3 separate regions of the Homo sapiens genome follow, and all the other regions are linked to region 1. Evidence: chromatin loops called from intact Hi-C (ENCODE). Cell type or tissue: PC-9. All regions are shown on one strand. Links, peaks and the distances in the headings refer to the core of each region. The heading gives the core; the rest is flanking DNA. Region 1 has its middle 28 kb from the start of SLC39A12. Region 2 overlaps SLC39A12 (solute carrier family 39 member 12). Region 3 has its middle 36 kb from the start of CACNB2.

Region 1 (8,481 bases), core at 304-8,303:
TACTCCCTGGCCCCTACCCATCAAATAATCCTTAAGAAACTCCTTCCTCTGACTTTTCTGGGAGACTGATTTAAGTAATAAAACTCTGGTCTCTCATTCACCTGGCTCTGCATGAATTAAACTTCTCTATTGCAATTCCCCTGTCTTAATAAATCTTCACTATTTGGGCAACAGGCAAGGAGAACACACTGAGTGGTTATAGACCCATTAAACCAGAATCTGGGAGTGGCACTCAGGCATTTTCTTAATTAACAGAACAGATCAAACCGAAGGAAACTCCAGGTGCTTCTATGGACTGGGTCCTGACGGCTATGGTTTGAATGTGTTCTTTCTAAAACTCAGATGTTGAAACTTAAGGGTCATTGTGCTAGTATTGACAGGTGGGGCTTTTGAGAGGTGATTAGGTTATGTGTGAGGGCTCCTCCCTCCTGACTGTAATTCCGGCCCTTGTAACAGAGGCTTCTGAAAGCGTTCAGCTCTTTTCCGCTTCCGCCTTCTACTACGTTCAGCTCTCTCCGGCTTCTGCCTTCTACTATGTGAGGACGTGACGTTTCTCCCCTCTAGAGAATGCAGCAAGAAGGTTCTTCCCCTATGCAGGTGACTTGACCTTGGGCTTCTCAGTCTCCAGAACTGTGAGGAAAATGAATCTCTGTTCTTTATAAGTCACCCCTGTGTCTGCAGCACAAATGGATTGAGATAGGAAGAAATAAAGTTAACTGGTACTGGTTTGAAGGTATTAATCCTCAGTATTCTCTCTTTGGTACAACATAGTAAATCTCTCTCACAATTATGGGAAAACAGTTGGTAAATTCACTGATGTAGAATGGCTACCCCAAATCTTTTTTTTTTAACCAAAGAGAGGATATAACCAAAAAATTTCAATTATAATTTTCAACTTTTCATGCTTCTGTGATTTTTTTTAAAGAAAATTCATATTTAAATACTGAGACAACTTTTAGTTTTCTTAAAACCTTTAGTTTTTGTACGTGTTTCTTCTAAAACTCAGATGTTGAAACTTAAGGGTCAATGCAATAATATTGACAGGTGGGGTGTTCGAGAGGTGATTGAAACTAAGTTTTCTTATTGAAATGAGAAATTTTCAATAAGAAACTAAAAGTTTGCTTAGTATTTAACTAATTTGCTGAGTTAATATTTAAATATATGGATTACATAATATGGATTATATTTAAATATTAAATAGAAAATAGCATGGATTTAAATATGGAGTATATTTAAATACTAAATAAGAAAGCTTCCTTAAAATATTGTTCTTGGTCAAGCCTCAATAGATGTTATAAAAATGTATCAGGGGACTGCTTCCCCTGGTAATTCCACCCAAACTGCTCACAACATACCAGAAACACATACTTTGGTACTAGTATTTCTTTGGTGTTCTGTAAATGTTCTTTATTCGGAAATGCCCCCTGACAGGCACTTTCTTTAAAAGTGACAGTGACATTGGAAAGGCTCCTTGAGTTGGCTGGAGATCCGACTCTTCTGTGGTGCTTTAAAATATTAACACTATTCACGACAGCTCTGCAAGAATAGGTTTTGGCAGTGGTTATTGATCTTGTTCAACTAGCTCTGTGGGAGCTTTCTCCTTGTGGGTGTGATTATAGCTCATGTACACACAGTTGCCTCAGTTTTAAGGAGCTTTACAAAGCTACCATGTTTTTTCCATTGATTTAATTTTTTTTTCTTTAAGTGCAAGAAAATTCAAGACTCTGGGCCTGTCCCTGATTGAGGATTCTAGCAGGAGTTCTCAAACACTGCTGGGCCTAAGAGCCACATGAGAAGCTTATTCTAAAGCTCAGATTCCTCTGGGTCCATGCTTGTGATTCTCATTAAGTAGACCTGGGGTGGAGCCCTGGAATCTGCATTTCAATCAATTTCCCAAAAGATTCTGAGGCACACAGGCCTTAGACTGTGACTTTGAGGAGCGTTCTATTTTGGAATCCTTTTGCATTGAAATTGCATTTCCCCCAAACTGCTTGTTAGAAATCTCACCTAATCCATGAGGTAAAAGCAGTGTAGCTCAAGAGCATAGGAATTAACTAAAGCTGCAGCTTCTCCATGCTTTTGTTAATCAGGAATCACAGATACTAAAATCCACTCCCGCAGTTTTCCCTAAACCCCTAATTCTCTCCCAGTGCACGACTCCTCACATCCCTTTCATAATCACCATTAATGAGTATGTGTGAGTGAAGCTTTGCCTCTCCTATCCAATCTTAGAATATGAACTCCAAGAATCGGATACCATAGGTCAGATATCACGGAGCCCTGGGCAGAACCCTAGGTCTTTGTGAAAAGAACCATCTTTCCAGGGTATGAGTAATAACAGTAAATTGGTTTGAGACAGGAATAATACATGATGATCACAGAATAAAAAGATTGCAGGCAGCAGTTTCACGTGACTAGAGGCTAGGGGCTAAGATCCTGAAAAACCAGTGTGTGAACCAAGCTGACTAAGACAGACTGCACTCAGCATGGCACTGGATTTGACCTAGGTTTCACCTAGGACCTCATTATATGTTCATTAACATACAAATGACATACCCACTAGTACTATGACAGTTCTGAGAATACCCATATTTGATGTAAAAATGGCTGGCACCATAGTTCAGAGAAATCACTTGCTTCCAGGAATTCTCATGAATAGTCCACCCTTTGGTTAAAAAAACCCATAGAAGTAGCAACCCTAAACCCCATTGCGTGACTTTCTTGAGTACACGGATGGAAGTACAGCACTTCCTTTCTGGAGTGTGTACTTTATACTTTGCAGTTAATCTCCATACTTGCACTATTTTCTGAATCCTTGAATTTCTTCTCACGATGGTGTCAAGAGCCTGGACATTGGCTGGAGTTGAGGTCCCACTGGCAACCGGGAACCTCGCCTAGCCCAACAGTATCAGTTTGACCCATGGAGATATCCATCATAAAGTGCCAGTCTCCTTGGGCCAAGGTTTGCTCACCTTCTAAAAGGAAGTTAATGGAAACTTTCTGATACTCCTGACCATCAAAACTAGATAATTCAGCTTTATTCTCTCAAAGTTAGAGGGCAGAAGAAAACACATCCAGTTCTTGGAGGAAAATTGCAATAAATATTTTGAAGAGAGTTCCATCTCTTATTCTCCCTCAATTTTCTGAAAGTCAGAGTAACACTTGGCTATAAAAGTGATAGGGAAACTAAGTGCCTATCATATACCAGGCACAGTGGCATGCAATCAAGTGGGATTTCATGTATTTCCCAAGTGTGTTTTGCTGGCTGCCATGTAAGACCCTAGTGTTAATTCCAAAACTCAGAGGTCCTGGCTCTTGAATGGGTGGGGACAGGAGGTGGATTTAAAGTTTCCAGCAGAGAAGAAGTGTGGGACTGATCGTCTGCTGGAACCAGTTCTCTGAATATGATGGTTTATCTGGCAAGGTTTGATTCCCTCAAGGAAGTTCCAGGCTAAAAGAGGAGCTAAGCTTCTACAGTCTCTGAGCTTTTTGTGTTACTGATCTTGAGTCTTATTAAAAAAAAAAAAAAAAAAAAAAAAACCCTGACTTTATCTGGCCGTGCCAGGCTCCCTTCTGGGCCCTTGCTGCCGTGTGTCAGTACGCTGTAACTAGAGATGGATTATGTAAGAAATGTTTTTGTCAGAAGAGGCTGTTGCAGTATTTTATGTGCCCTGGTGCACAGCACCTCTGCTGTGAGTCCCCTCCCCGTGTGAGTTGCAGCCTCGCTGGATACACCTGCTACTGGTCTCAAGCACCTGTGATTTATTGGTCATGAAGCAGGTACTGGGACTCCTGCTTTTATTATCTGCACGGCCATCCCTCAGCCAGTATAGATGCCCAGGCTAGACTTGCAGAGCATGAAGAAGGAAGCAGAACCAGTTTGGGACCTTCGCCTGAGCAGCTGACTCAACTCCACTGCCAAGCAGCCAGGAATCTGGCACAGTTTCTGAGATGTCTCAGCCAACTGGTATTTCTGAAGCCATAGTTTTCCTCTGAGCTCCCCCTCAACATGGGTATAGTCATTGTGCTTGTTTTGCTTCTTCCTTGTTCTTGTTTAAAAGCCAGTTTTCTTCCTTGAAAGGCAGTGAAATCTCTGGGTTTTCCATGTGGGTAGAGAGGAGCAGGCGGAACAAGCTTAGGGAGGCCAGGCGGTAACAGGTAACCATTTCTTGAAGTTGATCCTCAGAGCATCCAAGCCAGTGGGTTCATTTGGATGATCTTCAGCCAGGCATAGTCCCTGGTGCCAAGCCTCAGGATATCAAAGAACTACTTACAAAATATGTGTTCCTTCATAAGGAAAAGAATGGTTTAGCTCAGAGGGCGTGCCTGCCAATAAATCTCACATAGGTTAAGACACAAACTGAAAAAATGCTCAAGGACCATGAGCCACAGTCACTGGAGAAGCCACAGTCATTCATTCTCCAGCAGTTCCCCTTAACCACCTACCAAAGTCCTTAGATAGCTGCCGTCAACCCGTAGGAACTCACAAAAAGACTATCAAAGTGAAAATGTGTTTCAAGGACTATAGTGGGTGTAACACCTGGGTAGCCAACAACATCTATAATTCATGTGTTTTTCAGCTCTAATTTTGTCTCTTTGACTAATGGAACTTCCATTTCAACTGCATCTAATATTGAAGTATCAAGTTGGAATATTCCGTAAAGAACCAAAACAGAAGACTGATAGTGGCATAACATAAGCTATGAGTTCAAAAGCTATTGCTGGGCCCTAGCTGAGAGCAAGTGGTCAAATACTGTACTCTATTCTTAACAAACCAATTATAACATCATGACTCCTCAAACATTTGATAGATTAGCAAAGACTATCACCCTAGAGGTCCTGGCAGGCTGTTCTGCAGTTAGCACAGAAAGCAGCACTGAATGCATCTGCTCGAGCTTTGGGACCAAAACTATAACCACAGGGATGATCAATGCCATCGCCCGTATAGACTCATACCTAAGACATCAGTGATCACCACCAAGACATGAAGAGTTGAGTCAACAGCATATGTGCCACCTGCTCTGATCAAAGAGCTGAAGGTCACGTTCAGTATCACATAGACACTGCCAAACTTAAAACTTTCAATAAGAAACTTGAGATGTTACTCAGGTTGTTGATGACAGAAAAGTCTGAGGTGGGAGGCCCACTCAGTGCTGTCGTGGCAGAGCTTAGAGATGTTGAAGGTGCCAGGAGCAAACCCAAGGCAGTGCAGATTCCATCAGGCAGTGCCGGCTCCTTGTTACAAAAGCTTCTGAATGGTGCTTGGTAAACACGTTTGCCTTTGGCGACCCTCTTAATTCCCTTGCCATAGTCATCTTTAAAAGCTACAAGTAGGACTATAACCATCAGAGCACTTAATTAGTGACTATATGTAGACAGATTATGAAGGAGTCATTGGAAGGACATTTAGCCAAACAGCTACTTCTGTATTAAGGGTGCCTGAAAGATTTGGGGGCATTTCTCCTTTTTTGGTCTGTAAGTCTAAACCAAATATTGTCTTATGAATTATTTGCAATTTAAGAAAAATGACAGATATTTAATAGACATGAAATTATTTCATTATTACTGAATATTTCCTTCTCTTTTCAAAATTAAAATTATGAAGTTGACCAGAAACAGGAAATAATGCCATCAGTGTAGGTGGTAGGTGATCCTAACCTCAATGTGGACTTGGTCTTTTGGGTCATTTTTCAACCTGATGAAATCTAAAAAGGAAATTCTTGGGCAGTTTGACGTTTTTCTTTCTTTTGATATAATGTGATGTTTATAATCCATTCTAGTTAGAACTCCTGTGAAATGCATGATGAGTAATAGGTTTTGTTTCTGAAAATAGTCATTTAATTAAAAATAAGATCCTAAAAAATGTGCAAATGAATAAATGTAATTTTCATGCTGATGAACCTCATATTTACATCTTTAGCTTTAGATTCTACTTGGAACATCTAACTTGCCTACTTGACTGTTCTCCTTAAACGCGTCATGGGCATCTGAAATTTAACCAGATAGAACACAATATTTTCCCCATGTGGTTACTACTCTGATGGTTTCCACTTAGTGAATGGCAACATTGAATGGCAACTCAGCCACTCAATCTAGAAAACTTGGAGCCCTTCTTGCTTCCTCTTTCCCTCACCCTCCATATATATCACAAAGTGTGTTCAATTCTACTTTTCACTTCTACTTGCCCATGTTTGTCTCTGCCTGGCCACTCCCTAGTGCAGCCGCCATTATTTCTTGCCTGAAATACAACAAACTTCTATTTCCCTACTTTCACTTCCATTACCCTCCAGTCATTCCCCACAATGCACCAAGTGGTCTTCCTAAAATGTGAGTCACACTATATCCCTCTTCAATTTAATACCTTTCAATATCTTCCAACTTCATTTAGAAGAGCCCCCAACCTTCTTACCACATTCTAGAGGACCTGTCTCACCTGCTCCTGGCCTGCCACATGCCTACTTTCTATGCTTTGGCCACACTGGTCCTCCCTCAGCATCTCAAACCAGTTGAGCTCTTACCCCAGGGCCTTTGCCCATGCTGTTTTCACTCTTGGAAACCCTTTTCATCTCTCAGGTCATTTTTCCTAAGGCGGCCTCCTACCCTGTTGTTCAACTCAGCTGCCTGATTATTTTCATCATAACACTGGTCAGAATTCTTTAATTCATTTTTTTTTCTGCTCTGTTCCTTTCCCCTGCAATATAATGTAAATTCCATGAAGGCAAGAGCCAGGTCTAGTTAGGTTAATTAGTGAAACGTCTGGAGCCTTTGACAGTGCCCAGTGCATGATGGTGCTTGATAGTATTTGTCGACTCCACTGAGTCAATGAAAGAATTGGAATAAAAAAGAGGGCTTTAGACAGAATCTAGGAGAGCATTAACATAACCGTTTGAGAGGCAGGAAAAAAACCTTCAAGGAAACCTGGGAGAAGCAGCCAGGGAGGATTCTACAAGAGTTTCCAAAGGCCAAGGAAAGAGTGTCTGCCAAAGGCTGCCCTGTATCAGGTAAGACAGGAGTTGAAAGCTGTCTACTAGATGTAACATTAGAAAAGTCATCGTGACCTTGCCAAAAGCAGTTTCAAGAAGTTTGAAGGAGGCAGACCAAGCAAAAGCAGCTAAAGGGAATGGTTTCAGTATTACCTGAGTACAGAAAAGAAGCTAGGGGAGGGGCAAAGTGTAAGGACCCACAGGTGAGAGGCTGTAATCATTAGAATGTGGCCTCCCTGGGATGGGGGGAGGAGAGCCCAGGGCCCAAATGGAAGAAAGAAGAGACTTCCTTTAGGGTCCCATTCCATGAAACTACTGCCCTGCCCCAATATAATTAAGGCAAATCTCTGGAGGTAAAGTCTGGAGATGGTATTTTTATAAAACATCAGGCTCATCCAATGGCAGCCCATGATTGAAACACTGGTTTAAGTAACCATCTTCCTGGTGGTTGCAGTGTTTTTTTTTTTATTATTGAAACAACTCTTGGGAAGAGAGATTTGGCCTTGTGAGAGAGACAAACTCTGACTTAGGGAAGTGGGCAGATTCACCAGCAGGAAGTGGGAAAGAAGCTGGTAGCTACCTTTACCTCCACCCAGCCAAGCTGCCTGGAGTCCATATACACATTCATTTTGTTGTAATTGTGATAAAATACATATAAAACTTACCATCTCAACCAATTTCACGCACACAGTTCAGTAGTAAGTACATTCACATTTTTGCACAACAGTCACCATGGTCCATCTCCAGAACTCCTGATCTTGCAAACCTGAAACTTCGCACCCATTAAACAACTCGCAATTTCTTCTCCACCCAAGCCCTGGCCACCAACACTGACATGCTACTTTCTGTCTCTATGACTTTGACTACTCTAGGAACCTCATATAAGTGGAATTATATAGTATTTGTCCTCTCATAACTGGCTAGTTTCATTTAGCATAATATCTTCAAGGTCTATCCATGTTCTAGCATATCAGAATTTCCTTCCTTTTTTTTTTTTTTTTTTTGAGACAGAGTTTTGTTCTTATTGCCCAGGCTGGAGTGCAATGGCATGATCTCGATCTCGGCTCACCACAACCTCTGCCTCCTGGATTCAAGCAACTCTCCTGCCTCAGCCTCTGAGTATCTGGGATTATAGGCATGTGCCACCACGCCTGGCTAATTTTTGTATTTTTAGTAGAGACAGGGTTTCTCCATGTTGGTCAGGCTGGTGTCGAACTCCCGACCTTGGGTGATCTGCCTGGGATTACAGGTGTGAGCCACTGCGCCCAGCCTCCTTCCTTTTTAAGACTGAAAACTATTCTATTGTATGAGTAGACAAGTTTCTTTATTTAGTCATCCATTGATGGATATTGGGTTACTTCCACTGTTTGGCTATTGTGAACAATGCTGCTATGAACAGGGTATACAGATAACTCTTTGAGACCCAGCTTTACATTATTTTGGGTATATAGCCCAAAATGGAATTGTTAGACCATGTGGTAAATTTATTTTTAATTTT
Region 2 (8,481 bases), core at 90-8,089, 60 kb after region 1:
GACAAATGTCTTTTGGCCCTTTTTAGAGACTGTGGCATTTGTTCTTTCCTTATTCTTCTCTCTCATAAATATGCCTATACAGTATGAAAACAAATTGTAAAGATTTAGGTAAAAATCAGTAAAGTCAGTAAGAAATAATGATGTTTTCAACTGTGTGTGTGTCTCTGTGGAGAAGGGTTATGCCAATTGAGAGAGGTAGCTACATCATTTGGTATTTACACAGCAGCTAGTTGACATAGCTTTACTTTCAAAAATTTTACCTTTACTTTTAGGACTTTTAAAAGTACACGTTGCCTACACAGGCTGACTAAATCAAACAGTATGAAAGACAGTGACCTCATTACCATAGGACTTCTGTTTATTGTATGAAGTCTTTTTTAACACAAAGCTATCCTCATTGAAAAAGAACAAAAACATCAGGACATCCTAAGGCTGCTGGTTAGAACACCACTCAACACATTGTAAAACACAATGTGTCTTTCTAGGAAAGAAAAACTGTGCAAAACTCATACTAAATAAGGCTCAGAATGAAAATGAGGTATTGCAGGCTTTGGTCAGAGATTTAAGACATCCTTAGGAATTACGTACAGCTGAAAGTTTGCAGGGAAACACGTGTCGTACCGGCTTCATGTGTGTGTTCTCGCTATTCCATCTAGAATTCACTCCTCAAGGATGACAACTGGTGGAGAATCTAGTTTAAATATGCTGAGATTAGTAACAATGTTATGTTTTCCTCACACAGACCTGCTTCTCTGCTAGGCAGCTGGTGGAGATATTTCTACAGAAGGGCCTCTCACTCATTTCTAAGGAGGACTTTAAGCAAATGAGTCCAGGGATCATCCAGCAGCTCCTCAGCTGCTCCTGCCACTTACCCAAGGACCAACAAGCAAAGCTGCCACCTACCACTCTGGAGAGTAAGTTCTGGATCTTCCTTCAGAAAGCTGATGTGCACAATGTATGCAATAATAATAGTAAATGCAGGATACTTACTATATACCAGGCTCTGTTGTAAACATTTTACATTTATCAGCTCATTTAATCCTCCTAACAATGCTACAAGGTAGATATTATTATTCCCATTTTACAGATGAGGAAACTGAGGCACAGAGAGATTAAGTGACTTTCCCAAGGACACACAGCTGGGAAGTGATGGAGTTGCCATTCAAACCCAGGCAAGCTGGCCCTGGAGTCCTTGTTTCTAACCACGATACATACTACTCTTCAATGAATATTTTATATTTGTATATGGTTTATATGAATTAATTATGTCTTCTATAGTTGACTCAATCATGGATCAACATAAAAGGCCATAGCTGAGAGGTGACATGGTAAAAGAGAAGGCAATAGCATTGGAATGTGGAATGCAGAGCTGAGTCATGCTTTTTTTCCTCAGAGACTTTGTGATCTTTAGCAATTTCTCCCCAAGACTGTTTCTTTTCCAGCCCAGTGGAAAGCAGTGATATCCTATAGGGCTGCCTTTCTCACATCATGGCATGTATAAAAAATGAAAACACATTACAGTAAACCAAAGCTCACTGGGCTGCTGTGGGATGAAGGTGACCCATGCTGGGAGCTACCAGCCTCCCAGATGTAGCTGTCAGCCCCAGGAAGGGAAGGGATCAATATTTACAGTTACCTGTATCCCACTGAGTCATTGCAATAGATGAGATCTCTCCAAGGGCTTCACTGTGAAGCCCTTGAACTGTAAGGTTCAAATGGGATAATGTGGACAAAAATATCTTCAGTAAATTTAAAGCTCTGTATATTTAAAAGACAAAACAAATGGTTGAGAACATCCATGTTATCTAGTAAAAAATATGACAATTAGCTTACCATTGATCTGAGAGCCTTAGATGTATTATTTTCTCAGAGCTGTGTTTCTTTCTCTTTGAGAGAGCCTGCAATAGCAATCATAGCTGAGTTGTTCAGCCACCCACCTCTAACTCACAGTGGATTCTGTAACATCAAGTGGCCTAATTGAAAATGTTATGTGAACAAAAACACGCCAGGCCTAAATATCTAAGATTCTACATTCACTAAGAGAAAAAGAGCTTCATTAATAGTGAGCAGCCAAATAACTCAGCACTTGGTGGTCATTCAGTGAGGCTCAGAAAATGGATGAAGACAGCACTGTGGCACCTAGGAGCATCCCTGGGCAGTTTACATTCCTACCACCTGGCTTGGGGCCGGAATGTACAGGCCGCTCGGAAAAGGGTTTTGAAATTAAGGCCTCGGAAAAAAATTGTGTCTCCTCTCGAATGAACTTCTAGACACTTCTGGGGAATAGTCTTCCTGGGAAACCTCCCAACATGTCACACTCACTAAAGAATCTAGAAAGGGGCCAGGCGCGGTGGCTCACGTCTGTAATCCCAGCACTTCGGGAGGCCGAGGCGGGTGGATCACGAGGTCAGGAGATCAAGACCATCCTGGCTAACGCAGTGAAACCCCGTCTCTACTAAAAATTAAAAATTAAAAAAAAAAATAGCCGGGCATGCTGGTGGGCGGCTGTAGTCCCAGCTACTTGGGAGACGGAGCTTGCAGTGAGCCGAGGTCAGCACCACTGCACTCCAGCCTGGGCGACAAAGCGAGACTCCATCTCAAAAAAAAAAAAAAAAAAAAAAAAAAAAAGACTCTAGAAAGGCCAGGTGCAGTGTCTCACACCTGTAGTCCTAGTACTTTGGGAGGGCAAGGCAGGAGGATTACTTGAGCCCGAGAGTTTGAGACTAGCCTGAGCAACATAGGGAGACCCCATCTCTACAAAAACGAAAATTAGCCAGGCATGGTGGCACGTACCTGTGGTCTCAGATACTTGGGGGGCTGAGGTGGGAGGATCATTGGAGCCCAGCAGTTCAAGGCTGTAGTGAGCTATGACAATGCCATTGCACTCCAGTTGGGTGACAGAGAGAGACCCTGTCTTAAAAACAAGAACCTAGGCCGGGCACAGTGGCTTATGCCTGTAATCCCAGCACTTTGGGAGGCCAAGGTGGGCAGCTCACGAGGTCAGGAGTTCGAGACCAGCCTGGCCAACATGGTAAAACCCCGTCTCTACTAAAAATACAAAAATTAGCTGAGTATGCTGGCGGGTGCCTATAATCCCAGCTACTCGGGAGGCTGAGGCAGGAGAATCATTTGAACCCGGGAGGTGGAGGTTGCAGTGAGCCAAGATTGCACCATTGCACTCCAGCCTGGGCGACAGGGAGAGACTCCATCTCAAAAAACAAAACAAAACAAAACCTAGAAAAACATCACTGTCCTCAATCGAAAATGTTGCATTATGTGAATAGGGAAAAGCTTTAATTTCAAAAGTTCTTTGGAAATTATAGAAATATATGATATTATATTGAAGGGAGGAAGACTCGGGGAGACATTATTAAGAAAATACCATTCAGTATGCTGAAACTCAACCGCTAAGCACCATCTTCGATTAAGTTTCCAGGAAAGAGTATTATGGCCATGTACAAATTAAGTTTCAGACCTATTCAGAGTAGCTGCTCAGAAGTGGCTAAGAATTTAGTGGCTAGGTCAAGCTCTGTTGTAATAATGGGAAACTTTAGAACCTGTCTGCAAGTTGCCTGATGCCAATCAAGACTTCATGGCACTTATGCAGGGACCTGCAGTAAATTAGCAGAGTCCTGTGACCACAGGTCAGATATTTTATGGTTTTGAGGCTGTCGTTCCTACATGAAAGCAAGTGAAATATGACTCATAGAGAATCTAAAAAGATTTGCTAACCTCTGAAGTTATGAAACATTCATTGTCTGCATGGGTAGAAGCCCACAGAGTTGGGGTGTAGCAAAATAACTAAAGAAGTTTCAACTTTGCCTTTTGCCTGGGAAATGTTGTACCCTGATTTGTCATTGTGCTTTCTTGGCCTTTTGTGGTCTTTTGCAGTTACCACTTCTAAAATGGGACAGCTGTAAATTTTATTAAACATCCAGGTGCTCATGTTACTATTCAAATATCTTTAATTTATGTAATAAATGAAAAGAATGGCATTCCCATATAGAGTCTGTGTGGGAAAGAATGGGATATGAAACTTAGTTGAAGATTTTCAGGGAAGTTTCTATAACATGAGTATTTTTGTTACATTAGAATGATAAAAGACACGACGATGTAGGTGTCTGAACAATACACATGAAATACAGTTCGCCATCTTAACCATTTGTATTTGCACAATTCAGTATATTCACATTGTTGTGCAATAGATAATAGAACTTTTTCATCTTGCAAAACTAAAACTCTATACCCATAGAAGAACAACTCTTCATTTCACCTTGCTTGTAAACCATTTTATAGGGATTCCATAGCAATGAAAATGTGGTAGTGGGGGTACGGGAACAGATGCTTAAAAGTTTTTTGCCTCTTCTGAGTATACTGCCAACTCTATTTTAATATTAAACCCCTGGGTAATTTAGAACTTACGTTTCAGTAAAGTCCTCTTAATATCACAAGCCTATTTTTCTGTTACCAGTTATATTATTAAAATGATCTAGTCTGGGCATGGTGGCTCATGCCTGTAATTTCAGCTCTTTGGGAGGCCAAGGTGGTGGATCATTTGAGGTCAGGAGTTCGAGACCAGCCTGGCCAACATGATGGAACCCCGTCTCTACTAAAAATACAAAAATTAGCCAGACATGGTGGTGGGCACCTGTAGTCCCAGCTACGCAGGAGGCTGAAGCAGGAGAATCACTTGAGCCCGGGAGGTGGAGGTTGCAGCAAGCTGAGATTGTGCCACAGCACTCCAGCCTGGGTGAAAGAGCAAGACTGTCTCAAAAATAAAAATAAAATAAAATGATCTAATTTAAAGAATGAACCTTTTAGAAAAATGCAAGTATGATGAGAATGAAATATTTTCTGTTTTAAGAAACTTTAAGAGGATAGTTTTTTTTTTTCAAAAAAATTGCAATGAGCTTTAGGTATTTTGACACCAGGATTGTTTGATTTAACTTATTGTATATCCATAGTCACTGAAGAAAGTGGTAGTTTAATTTCATAATTAGCTTTCCTCATTGTTTACTAACTAGTTTGCCATCACTTGTTAGTAATTTCTAAATAGGTAGAGAAATAAGCATTTGCTTTGAGTATCTACAAGCAGATGAAAATGATGCCATAGATAACTCCTTATCTCTATGTTGTCTGTACTTGATTCTGAAAGTCATTTCCTCCCTCTCTTTTAATCTTATCTCTTCCCTTTTCTCCTTTATTTCTTCTCCCTTCATATATATATATTTTTTCTTTCAAATAAACTTACAAATTATACTTTATAAATATTTTTTTAAAAGGAAGCCTAGAAACATGAAATTCTAAGGATTATAAAAGTCATTGCAATCATCCAAAATGTAGATTGTTCAGATTTTTATTATCGACTGTTACACATTCATTGATCAGTTTTCACCAATAACAACACTCATTTTAGTCACTGAAAATAATATCACCCTGGACATTGCAAATAATTCAGACAGCTTTTGGAAGGAAGTTCTTCCAAAACGTGTACTCATTTTGTACACAAACATAGGTCTACAATACTGCCAAACCTTATGCTTCCTATGTAACAGCTAGTCTTTTCGCCTTTGAGAAGCTTAAGATATGATTAAAGGGAAATTATTGCTAGTGTCTGTCTGTGGATGTTGTAGTTTCAAGTGAGAGAAATTTATTTCTTTGAGGGTTGGAGGTGAGCTCAGTCCTTGCTTGCTGCAATAATTTTTAGTAAGGGGTAGTCAGAGTAACTTCAAAACAACACGGTTATTTGAAGAAAGTCTTGTCTTAGTCCTTGCTGTAACAAAATACCACAAACGGATGGCTTATGTAAACAACAGACATCTATTTCTCACAGTTCTGGAGGTTGGGAAGTCCAAGATCAAGGCATCAGCAGATTCGGCATCTGGTGAGGGTCTCGTTCCTGGTTCATGGACTGGTGAAGGGAAGAACTCCAGTCCCTTTAGCCCCTGTAAAGACCCTAATCCCATTCAACAGGGGTGAAGAGTATATGTTCTAATCACCTCCCAAAGGCCTCACTTCCTAATACCACCCACCACCTTGGTGGTTAGGTTTCAACATGTGAATTTTGCGGAGACACAAACATTTAGACCATAGCAAATCTGTTCATTCTTTTTGTTAAAAATTTAAAAACTTTTTGCCGCATATAACACTTATAAGACTGGGTGCTGTGGCTTATGCCTGTAATCCCATCACTTTGGGAGGTGAAGCAGGAGGATTGCTTGAGCCCAGGAGCTTGAGACTAGCCCAGGTAATACAGTGAGACCCTATCTCTACTAAAAATAAAAGCTTAGCCAGGCCTGATGGCACCTGCCCGTAGTCCCAGCTGCTCGAGGGTCTGATGTGGGAAGATCACTTGAGCCTGGGAGTTCAGGATTATAGTGAGCTATAATCACACCACTCCACCCCAGCTTGAGCAGCAGAGTGAGAACCTGTCTCAAAAACAACAAAAACAACAAAACGCTTATTTAAAAATTCCAAGTTGGGGGCAGTGGGCTTACAACTGTAATCCCAGCCATTTGGGAGGCTGAGACGAGTGGATTGCTTGAGTCCAGGAGTTCGAGACCAGCCTGGGGAACATGACGAAACCCCATCTCTACAAACAAAAAATACCAGAAAATGAGTCAGGCATGATGGTGTGCACCTGTTGTCCCAGGTACTTGGGAGGCTGAGGTGGGAGGATCACTTGAGCCTAGGAGGTGGAGGCTACAGAGAGCTATGATAGTGCCACTACATTCCAGGCTGGGTGACAGACAGAGAGCCTGTCTCAAAATAAAAACAAAACACTTATTTAAAAAATCCATATCCCTACTGGCTGTTACTGTAAGACCAATTCTTCTGGCATTTTCGCCAGCTGAGGCCGGAATGGAGGGCACTGGGCACTGACTGTGTTTACGATCTCCTTTGACTTAGAATACGGCTACAGCACGGTGGCTGTCACCCTTCTCACACTGGGCTCCATGCTGGGGACAGCGCTGGTCCTTTTCCATAGCTGTGAGGAGAACTACAGGCTTATCTTACAGCTGTTTGTGGGCTTGGCCGTCGGGACACTGTCTGGGGACGCTCTGCTCCACCTTATCCCTCAGGTAATCTGGTCTTTTCCATTTCAGATAAAGTTCACTTCATTGCTCTTCACTTTTAACCACTGGAGGTATTTATGCAAAATTTTACTGAGACTTCAAAGAGAGAGTATCGTGGCTGGTGTTTTCCTTAAAAAGAAATATTATTTCCCCAAGGCCTCTCTGCACTTGTAGAAGAGAAGAGATGCCCCAACATTAGGCTCGCCACATAGTAGTAGTATTTTTGAAATAAAACAAAGGAAAGGTGGCAGGGCACGGTGGCTCACACCTGTAATCCCAGTACCATGGAAGGCTGAGGCGGGAAGATCGCTGGAGCCCAGGAGCTCAAGAACAGCCTGGCCGATGTGGTGGAACCCCATCTCTACTAAAAATACAAAAATTAGCTGCACATGTTACATGCACCGGTAGTCCCAGCACTTTGGGAGGCCAAGGCAGGTGGATTACTTGAGATCAGGAGTTCGAGACCAGCCTGGACAGCATGGTGAAACCCCATCTCTACTAAAAATATAAAAATTAGCTGGGCATAGTGCCATGCGTCTGTAATCCTAGCTACTCGGGAGGCTGAGACAGGAGAATCGCTTGAACTCGAGAGGCGAAGGTTGCAGTGAGCAAAGATCGTACCACTGCACTCCAGCATGGGTGACAGAGCGAGACTCTGTCTCAGAAAAAGTTGTCATTCAGTTAGTTCACCCAAGACCTGGTTGTTTAAAAGTCCAGAACCTCCCCGTCTCCCTCTCTCTTGCTTTCTCTCTCTCATTATGTGATGTGCCTGCTTCCCCTTCACTGTCTACTGTGATTGGAAGCTTCCTGAGGCCCATATCAGAAGCAAATGCTGACACCATGCTTCCTGTACACCCTGCAGAACCAGGAGCCCATTAAACCTCTTTTCTTTATAGGTTATCCAGCCTCAGATATTTCTTTATAGCAACACAAAAATGGCCTAATTCACTTGTCCTTCTTTCTGTTCTGCCCAGAAGGCTGCATCTCCTCAGCTACCTTGCAGGTTGGATTTTTGTTTGGGGTCAGCCAATGAGGGGCACAATGGAAAACTCAGAGGAGGAGGAGAGAGAGGCAGTGGCATCTGTGCCCAGCTCCCTCCTGGCTCCGGCGTCCGCTCTAGAAGTGGCTGATTTGCCATGGGCTACGTCTCCAGTGGACAGCTTCCCCACAGCTCCACGGCTCACTGGCCTTCCTCCCTTTTCCCTTTCACCCCTAAGGTTGGCAATGCTTTCCTGCGATTGCCAGTCTCTGGGTGCCTCATTATCCTTTCTTTATACCCTTGACCCTGCCCACCTCTGTAATAGTCTTATCTTTCATGTCTCTTTATTTGAGCCATCACAGTGGAATTCTCCTTCTTGCCTAACAGTGTCTAGATTTCTCTTAAGGGCAGGTGAGCACCAGGAGG
Region 3 (8,481 bases), core at 305-8,304, 180 kb after region 1:
AGAGTTTGTTGTAGAAAGAAAAAGGAAGAAAAAGGAAGGTAAAATAAGATTTCTGTGAGCATAGGTCTTTCACAAACAAGGTGCATCAATGCCCAAGGAAAACCAGTCCACTGGCTGCTTTTATGCATTGTAGGAAAGACCATAAAAGTCACACTGATCTTGTATCAAAAGGTGGCAGTCCTGTGTTCATGGCCTGCTGGTGAAAATTTTAAATCATTGAGATGCTACAGGCAACATATTTCTCAAGCTACTAAACCCTGGAGGAAGGTAAAGATTGCAAAAACCACATAATTGAGCTGAACCTGGTATTCCCCTTTGCAAAACAAGGATACTGTCCTCAGTCTGTCTTGCAGGAATATTAAGAGCTCTTCTTTCACAAAATATTTTGAGTTTTTCTGAGAGAGAAGCTCTGAAAATATTGAGACTGTTTTTTTTAACATAGCAGCAAAATACTCTTTTTTTAGTAAACTATATTTGCACATGTGAACATTCTCAGATTTTAAAGTCTTACTCTTAAGTCTTACTCTCTTTAAGTGAATTTTTATGTTTATGGTATTTTGTGAAATATCAAGAGCAGCAAAACTGAATTACAAATATAATTGCTGTTTTACTATAGCTAAGAATGAAAACAGATGGTAATTATGTCCACTACAAATTGTCCCCTGAGCACATGGGTCATCCATGTTTCTTATGGATGATCAGTTTCTTAGAGGTGCAGAAGAACCATACCTTGCTACATCCTTGAAAATGGATTTTTGCTATAATAAGTGAACTTTCAGGATGTGGTGCAACTATGAACACACTCAATTGCATAACCTGTGGTTTCCTAAGCAGGATTTCCATTTGAAAATGCCCAGGGTCTGTTAGAGAAGAGAAAGTCTAAATAGGATCTTAAATGACATTGATGCTTCAGAGATGTGAAGATTAATCATGATTTTTTTGGGGAGGGGGGCAACTCCGTTTTCTTACTTACATCTCTGAGTACTGACATACAGTCAATAAAAATATTTCCTTTGCCAGATAACGAAGTCCTCGTATTTTTCTTGGTACTATTTGTTAAAACTTACAGGTAGTACTGTGATAAATCATTATAATAATTATAAATCTATTATAATTTTAATAATAATGGCTGCCATTTGTTGAGGTCTTGACCGTACAATGAAAAAGATTTTACACACATTATCTCCTTTAATCCTGATAATAACCTGCAAAGCAAGTACTATCCCCATTTTACAGTGAGAAACAGAGGCTTAGAGAGGGAAAATAACTTGGCCGAGACAAACCTCCAGAAACCAGCAGAGTTGGAGAGTATTTATACAAATAATTAACTGTTATGGGGTTTTTTTTTCTAATTTTCAGTGGTCCCACATAAAAGAATAGTATAAAATGTTTGTCAGTTTTCTGTATATGTTATTCTCTTTCTGATCAGTTAGAGGACTACAAATCAAGTTAAAAATTTTAATAATTTCTATTATCCTGCCTCACTGATACGGAGGTCTAATTAATCTGGTGATATATTGATTAATTCATTCATTTAACAGTTGTTTCTTATGTGAGCCCTCTGATTTTATTCATCCTTCATCCTTCAAGCCCCTCCTTAAATCTACCTCCTACATAAAGCCTTCCTCAGTTTATATTTGTCTTTTTTACTTTATAGCCACTTAGTTTGTTTGTTTTTTTTTTTCCAAAATGTGTGGTGTGTACCACTAGGGATACACAAGATAGTTCTAAGTGATACACAGGCAAACATTTCTAAATGTTTCAGTATTATGTTGTTAACTAGAGAAAAAACCTCTAACTAGCACATAAAATCTGTGATTTCACAAATACTATTTTTATAACAAAGCTAAATTTATTTGTATAATAAAATATTAAATAAGTGATAGTAGATTTGAGAAGATGGTTTGTGTCTTCTGAAATTCAGGAGATGGGGAATCCCATATGCTTTGGCTCATTATTGTTCTATAATGGTGTTTGTTACTATGTGTATGTTTCATTTGCAAACAAGATCATTATCATTAACACATACTGAATACTTACCATGTGGCTACTTCTATACTACACATATGACTACATCATCTCAATTCCTTTTTATAACAACTCTGTAAAGTAGGTACAATTGTAAATCCATTTCATAGAAGAGGAAACTGAGGCTTAGGAAGAGGTTAAGGAACCTGCTCAAACACAGTTAGTAAACCATAGAGCCAGGATTAAAATCCAGGTTTATTTAATTCCTGACCTCATCTTCTGTCTACCTATGCTACCTCCTCAAGGAAGCATATTCCTCAAGGAGAGATGGGGTCAGCAGATATTGTGGTATCTGAAATTATTCCTGGAGTACCTTTTCTTGTCAATGAAAGTTTGGCAAGTTAGAGCTTCTCAGAAGCAGGGATACATTTTTAGAAAATAAGTATTTTTCTCTTTTAGAAGAACATTAAGTATCAAGAACTGAAATAACACTATGGTCTTTTCAGTAACAAGCAGATTATGTGAAGCTCTAAGGTAATCATTCTTTGCATCTTCACTTATTCCTTAGAGATACTGCTGACTAGGCAAAGAAAAATCTTCCAACACCTTCTTTGCTCCAACATACATACATACATACCCTCACACATGCATACATAGGGCACACATGCATACCCACACACAAACACACATTCGCATTGCAAAGATACACACAAATACACATACACACAAATAGACACACACAGTCTCTTTTTTAGCTATCTAGCCAAGTTCATTTTCAGGAAACCTGATTTGAGGAGCATGGCTGATTTGATACATAAGACAGGCTTTGGGGAGTCATTCTGGGGAGCATTTGCTGATTTTGTACAATGCATTCACTCTGCCTACTTTTCCATTCCATTGTTTGAACTAAGGCTATCAAATTTATTCTCTTTGCACTAGACAAAATGATAAGAATGTCAACCTATTAAAGTCTGAGTTGATTTAACAAACAAAGTTATACAAAGCATCAACAGCCAGATTGACTTCACTTCAAATCCTTTTCCTTTTTAATAGAGCAAAATCTCCTTTCTCATTTGCTGGTGAACTCTAGAGAGTGGTTTAGATTTTTGGTACATGACATTCTCAAGAATTATAGTAGGTTTATTACAGTGGTTATGGGAAGTAAACTCCATCTTATTTTTTCAACTCATTACTTTTCTCAATTTCAATCTGAAACTTAAATGCTGAATTCCACTTGGGTAGGTAGTGAATGACATTAATTCCTTCAGTCCTGACCCAGGTTTCCTGTCAATATTGGAGTGAAGCACCTTTAGACTCCATATATTTGAATGCTTAGTCCCCAAGTGTGCAGAATTTCCCCAAGGCAGAATGAGTTATAAGCTGCTTTTATGTACTTCCCAATGCTGGGCCCTTAGTGATGAATCAATGAATGTTGCTGAAATGAAATTTTTTTTCATATCATGGACAAGAAAACCTTGAAGAGGAGGGTGACAATAGATTCCATCAAGTCAACTATTTTCTATATGCTCATTACGGATGCTAAGAAACTAGATGGAGCTCTCTAAGGACAGGAACAAATGAGGCTAGCAGACTGCATAACATATTGTAGATAATATTATATTGAGGGGACTCAGGAGTGCCATAAAAGGTACATTGTCACCAGTCTATCAGATTTTAATATTTCCATAATTATTAAAATGAGATGGTAAAAAGAAAAAGCATAACCACTAGAAGTTACCATAAATTAATAATATTCTCAGGCAAACAGTTGCTCTCATAATGAATTTTGGTATTTGGTTTCAAAAAGGAACCAAACAGTTGAAATACTTCCACACATTCTAGAAAATGAAATTGGCATACAGGGTTTTGACGATGACTGTAAACAATGGTTTGCATTTTCTTCTCCATTGCCCAAAATGACGTTAATCCTCTCTGGCGCTCATGACAGGGAAAATAAATGACTTTTTTCTTTCCCTTTGTCAGAAACACACTAAATCATTCAGGATTGTTTCGAAGTAATTTCATCTGTTTTTGGTCCTGTTTTTATGAGCACGGAATGTCTCCTCGGGACCTGGAGAACACTTTCTGTTAAAAAGCCATATTACAATATGTTAATTTGTGATGGACGTTAGTATGCGCATCCCATGGTCTTGAGGGACTCAAATCGCTTCGGGAAAATGATGCCCTCTTCTTGACTTGGGCATTCAGCCAGAAACTGGGGGTTCTCTCTTTCCTGAACATTCTATTGGACATATGACAGCACACTGACACCACGTGTCAAAACTATTTTTTAAGAAAAATGAGTGAGCACTGTATATTCTGTACCAGGCAAATGACAATAACCTTGAGTCCCACCACCATCGATAACCTCTTGCCACCCAGTGTCATTTTTAATAAGTTCTCCATGAAACTAGTTCCATCGTCTGTCACACTGCCCTCTGCTGGCCTGGACTGTATTTACTGACACAGAACATTAAAAACTTAAAATGTTAGGAAGGGAATCCTCAGAATCCTCTGGATCTGACCATTGATTACAGCTCTTCCAATACAACCCACAAGTCTATCCATTTTAAAATGCCATTTATTCAACACTTATGGGGCCCTGACTCGTGGCCGGGCAATGTAGGCACTGCGAATATAGCAATGAACAAATCGCATACCGTGTGCTAAATAAGTGTCCAGCCTAGCAGGCAGGATGGTCTCGTAAACAAGTAGTTATAGTAAGAGGTGAAAATGCCCATATCTGGGTAATGCAGTGTTTATTTTCTTCCTAATCGTGACTGTAGATCTTACTCATTCTGTTGGTGTAAGAAAAAGGCCATATCCTGGTCTTGATGCACTTACCATAAATTTGGCATCATAAGGTTTATGTCAATTCACGTTTCCTTTAGGTCTAGTTCTATTTCATTATGTGGAAGCTCCATGCTAACTGAGGCCTGTCTAACAAATTGGATATGGATAAAATATGGTGAGTGCTTGGGCGCCATTTTTCAGCCCACAGTCATAGAGATATTTTACATAATTAAGGTGCGTCTAGAACAGCAGCCCAATGTTCCAATACATTTGTTAGTCTGCTACTTTGGACCAATATTTCTGGCTTGAGAAAATCACATTGGCAATATAATTTGGTTGGGTTAAAGCTCAGAGAATAGCAAATGAATCATCTGTGATTATATTAAAAGTATGGCCAAAATTTTATTCCAACTATTTTTGAAGTATGTAGGAATACAGGTTGTGTGAGGTCAGAGTAAAGGTTGAGCCTGGGAAGGTAATGGTGATGAGAAGAGTCTTCATCTTAACTATACTTTGAAGGTATGAAGCTGCAAGATCAGAATCCCAGGGGCTATTGTTTTTTCCTGGTTATTTTACTTTTCAAAAGTTAGAGTATTTGCTATTCAGTGGAATCTTGTTCCAAAGATATTGGTTAACTGAGTCAAACTCTATGGTTTTCCACCCAATTTTTCCTGTTCTATGATAGAATTCAATTCTCTTAAAGTCCAATTTAAAAACTATTTATAAATGAAAGATTAAAGAAATGTAAGTAGGTATTTTGTTCTCTAATTATAAATTTGCATTAATCATTACTTAGTTTAACCGATTTTTCTCTTGTGCTTGAGAAGAATATACCTGCCTAATTCACCCTGATTTTGTTGGTTTTGTTTTGTTTTGTTTTAACATAGCCATGGCTCCAAGATCCCTATTGCTATTTTTTCTTAAAAATACCACATTCGTGTTTTTTTCTTAAGGCTGTGGAATTTTCTTAAGTGAAAAACTCAGTAACTTCCAGCTTAATGAAAGAAGATATCAATGTGCCTTCTTAACACTCTTAACTCGTTCTCTGAGTTCTAAAATGTTCTGTTGTATCCCTTAAGACATCCATTTATCATCTCCCTTACTATAGAAAATAAATGTTCAGTTTGTGTGCTGCAGAATTATCCCAGATCTCTAATAGCAGATGAAGTTAAATTGCTCTTAATTTATTTAAACTGGAAAATGTCCATCTAAAAACAGACTTCAATCATGGGACCAATGAGGAACGTATCTGAAGATTCCTCCATCAGAAATAGCCAGCATAACACGGGAAATGGGAGCCTTTTTTGGACACCTAGTGAGGGCTCAAGGGCAGGTACTTTGACATTCTCTGATAAGTGAAAATGACTTAGCATTTATCTGGATTAGGAGTTTGACAAAGGGGAGAGATGAAGCAATGTGGCCCGAAATTATCTACAGGATAGGAATGAAGACCAGCTTTTTTTTTCTTTGAGTGCTTTTCATATGTTTCTCTTTCTATGTTTTTAATAAAATAAATAGGTTCCAACACTTGGGCTTGTTTATATTACTATGGCCCCATCATCAATCTACTCATATTTTAATGTCTCTTTTATTATCCGCAGGTTTATTCTTAATCACCAGCATTGCTTTCCATCACTGTGAATCTTAAAATTTTATCTGAGATCTTCTAACTTTCTTACAAAAAGATAGGAAGGGAAATTCTTAATCTTTTTCATCCGATTAAATACTGACAAAGTGGCATGTCTCTGAGGTTGAATATAAGGCAGGAACTGAGGTAGACGGGCTGTTCAGAGTCAGATCCTAGCTTTGTCACTTGCTAAAGGGCTCTGACGTTCGGACAGCAAGTTTTGAGCCTCAGTTTTGATATACTTCATGGAAATGTTAAAACCCACATAGAACTGTTAAGAGGAGTGGATGTAAAGTCTTAGTGCAATACCCCTTGGTTTTGTTTTGTTTTGTTTTGTTTTGTTTTGTTTTTTTGAGACGGAGTCTCACTCTGTTACCAGCTGGAGTGCCGTGGCGCAGTCTCTGCTCACTGCAACCTCTCCCTCCTGGGTTCAAGTGATTCTCCCATCTCAGCCTCCTGAGTAGCTGGGACTACAGGCACGTGCCACTACGCCCAGCTAATTTGTGTATTTTGTATTTTGTATTTTTAGTAGAGACAAGGTTTTACCATGTTGGCCAGGATGGTTTTGATCTCTTGATCTCGTGATCTGCCTGCCTCGGCCTCCCAAAGGCCTGGGATCACAGGCATGAGCCACTGTGCAGTTTTCATTGCTGTTTTTTGTTTCCTCATCCCTACTAAGGATCTGACACTCTAGAATTAGCAGAAATGTCAAGAGGGTGTGATGGAGCAGGCTAAGTGGGGAGTGTTCTTTTGCAGCTTTTAGTACTTTGATGACTTGGGATCTCATTTTACCGTAAAAGAAGGTCAATGTGTGTGTGTGTGTGTGTGTGTGTGTGTGTGTGTGTGTGTGTTGCAGGGGGCGGTAGGGATAGGCAAGAGAGAAAGAGAAGTGATCTTGAAACTTCTCTTAGTTTCTAGCTTCTAAATAGCCCTTGGTTTTTACATATACAGAAAAGCGTTGCAGTCCATGCTTTTTGGAGTCCATTTTGGTTGTGTCCATCTTTTCAAGGCCTTCTCTTTCTCTGTCCATCCCTCTTCAGTCTGCTCTTGCATCTCTTGTTTTCCTCATTATCCCTAGATGATCACATCCATACTCACAGCTTCAGTGCTCACACTTCTGCTCATGGCACCCAAATCTCTATTTCCAGCCCCTTCGAGCTTGAAGATTGGTAGTCAGATAGCTCTTTGGGCATGGCCTTTGAATGTCCAATAGGCTGTTCAAACTCAACGTTTAAAAATCTGACCACATGATTTTTACCCCCTCTCTCAGCTGCTACCCGGTTCTTCCTGGGTTCATTTTCTTTGTCAGTGGTGTCTTTATCTACTCCAAACCTCTAGCTTAATAACCTTGGAGTCATTCTGAACCTGATCTTTGAAATCAGCTTGGCTGTTACCTCCAGTTCTACATCAACTCTTATTTCTTTGTAGGAATGCTTATTGGGTGAAATTCAGTAGTAACAAGAGTGACAGAGACATGTGCGTGTCAAACACAGCTTTTCTTTCTTTTCTTTTCTTTTTTTTTTTTTTTTTTTTTTGGAGACAGAGTCTTGTTCTTTCACTCACGTTGGATTGCAGTGGCATGATCTCGGCTTGCTGCACTTCCACCTCCAGGGTTCAAGAGACTCTTCTGCCTCAGCCTCCCACATAGCTGCCACACCCAGCTAATGTTTTGTATTTTAGTAGAGACAGGGTTTCTCCTTGTTGCTCAGGCTGGTCTCGAACTCCTGAGCTCAGGCAATCGGCCCACCTCAGCCTCCCAAAGTGCTAGGATTACAGGCATGAGCCACTGCGCCTAGCCCAAACACAGCTTTTCTTACCTATCTTTTATTCTTGCCTAGTTTAGAACTTTCACCATCTCTCCTTCTTTACGACTGGAAAAATTGCCTTTTTAATTTCCTCCACCAGACTATTTCCAATTTCTCATCAAATTTAGCATTGATCTTGTTGTTGATTCCCTTATTAAAGTGAAATGTCTCTTTATTGTCTGTAAGATGTAGTTCAAATCCCTTAGCTTTCATACCCAACTCTTTACCCCTGGCTATAGTATATTTGCTAGCCTTATCTGCCAATGCTCTGTCCTCTACATACCTGTA

The links. A loop is a pair of places that touch in the nucleus more often than their neighbours do. Peaks named below come from ENCODE experiments on the same cell type or tissue, not always from the same donor. Only the 100,000 strongest peaks of a DNase experiment are listed, where the experiment ranks them.
Region 2: a loop joins it to region 1, with 4 times the contacts of the local background. A loop is called at or near these places in 2 of 110 quality-filtered maps.
Region 3: a loop joins it to region 1, with 4 times the contacts of the local background. A loop is called at or near these places in 37 of 110 quality-filtered maps.

Annotation. Positions count from the first base shown.
Region 1 is chr10:17,920,045-17,928,525 of GRCh38, forward strand. No RefSeq gene overlaps it. Among named protein-coding and RNA genes, the nearest start is that of SLC39A12, 28 kb to the right of the region's middle. In PC-9, for the core only: no CTCF peak of the experiment used is centred there; a DNase peak (open chromatin) is centred at 3,907; H3K27ac peaks cover 1,338 bases.
Region 2 is chr10:17,980,570-17,989,050 of GRCh38, forward strand. It overlaps SLC39A12 (solute carrier family 39 member 12), which reads left to right. Exons shown (of 13, transcript NM_001145195.2): 6 at 743-914; 7 at 6,910-7,082. Among named protein-coding and RNA genes, the nearest start is that of SLC39A12-AS1, 26 kb to the right of the region's middle. RefSeq lists an enhancer at 589-1,788. In PC-9, for the core only: no CTCF peak of the experiment used is centred there; no DNase peak of the experiment used is centred there; H3K27ac peaks cover 960 bases.
Region 3 is chr10:18,100,056-18,108,536 of GRCh38, forward strand. No RefSeq gene overlaps it. Among named protein-coding and RNA genes, the nearest start is that of CACNB2, 36 kb to the right of the region's middle. In PC-9, for the core only: a CTCF peak has its summit at 4,411 (motif pointing left); no DNase peak of the experiment used is centred there.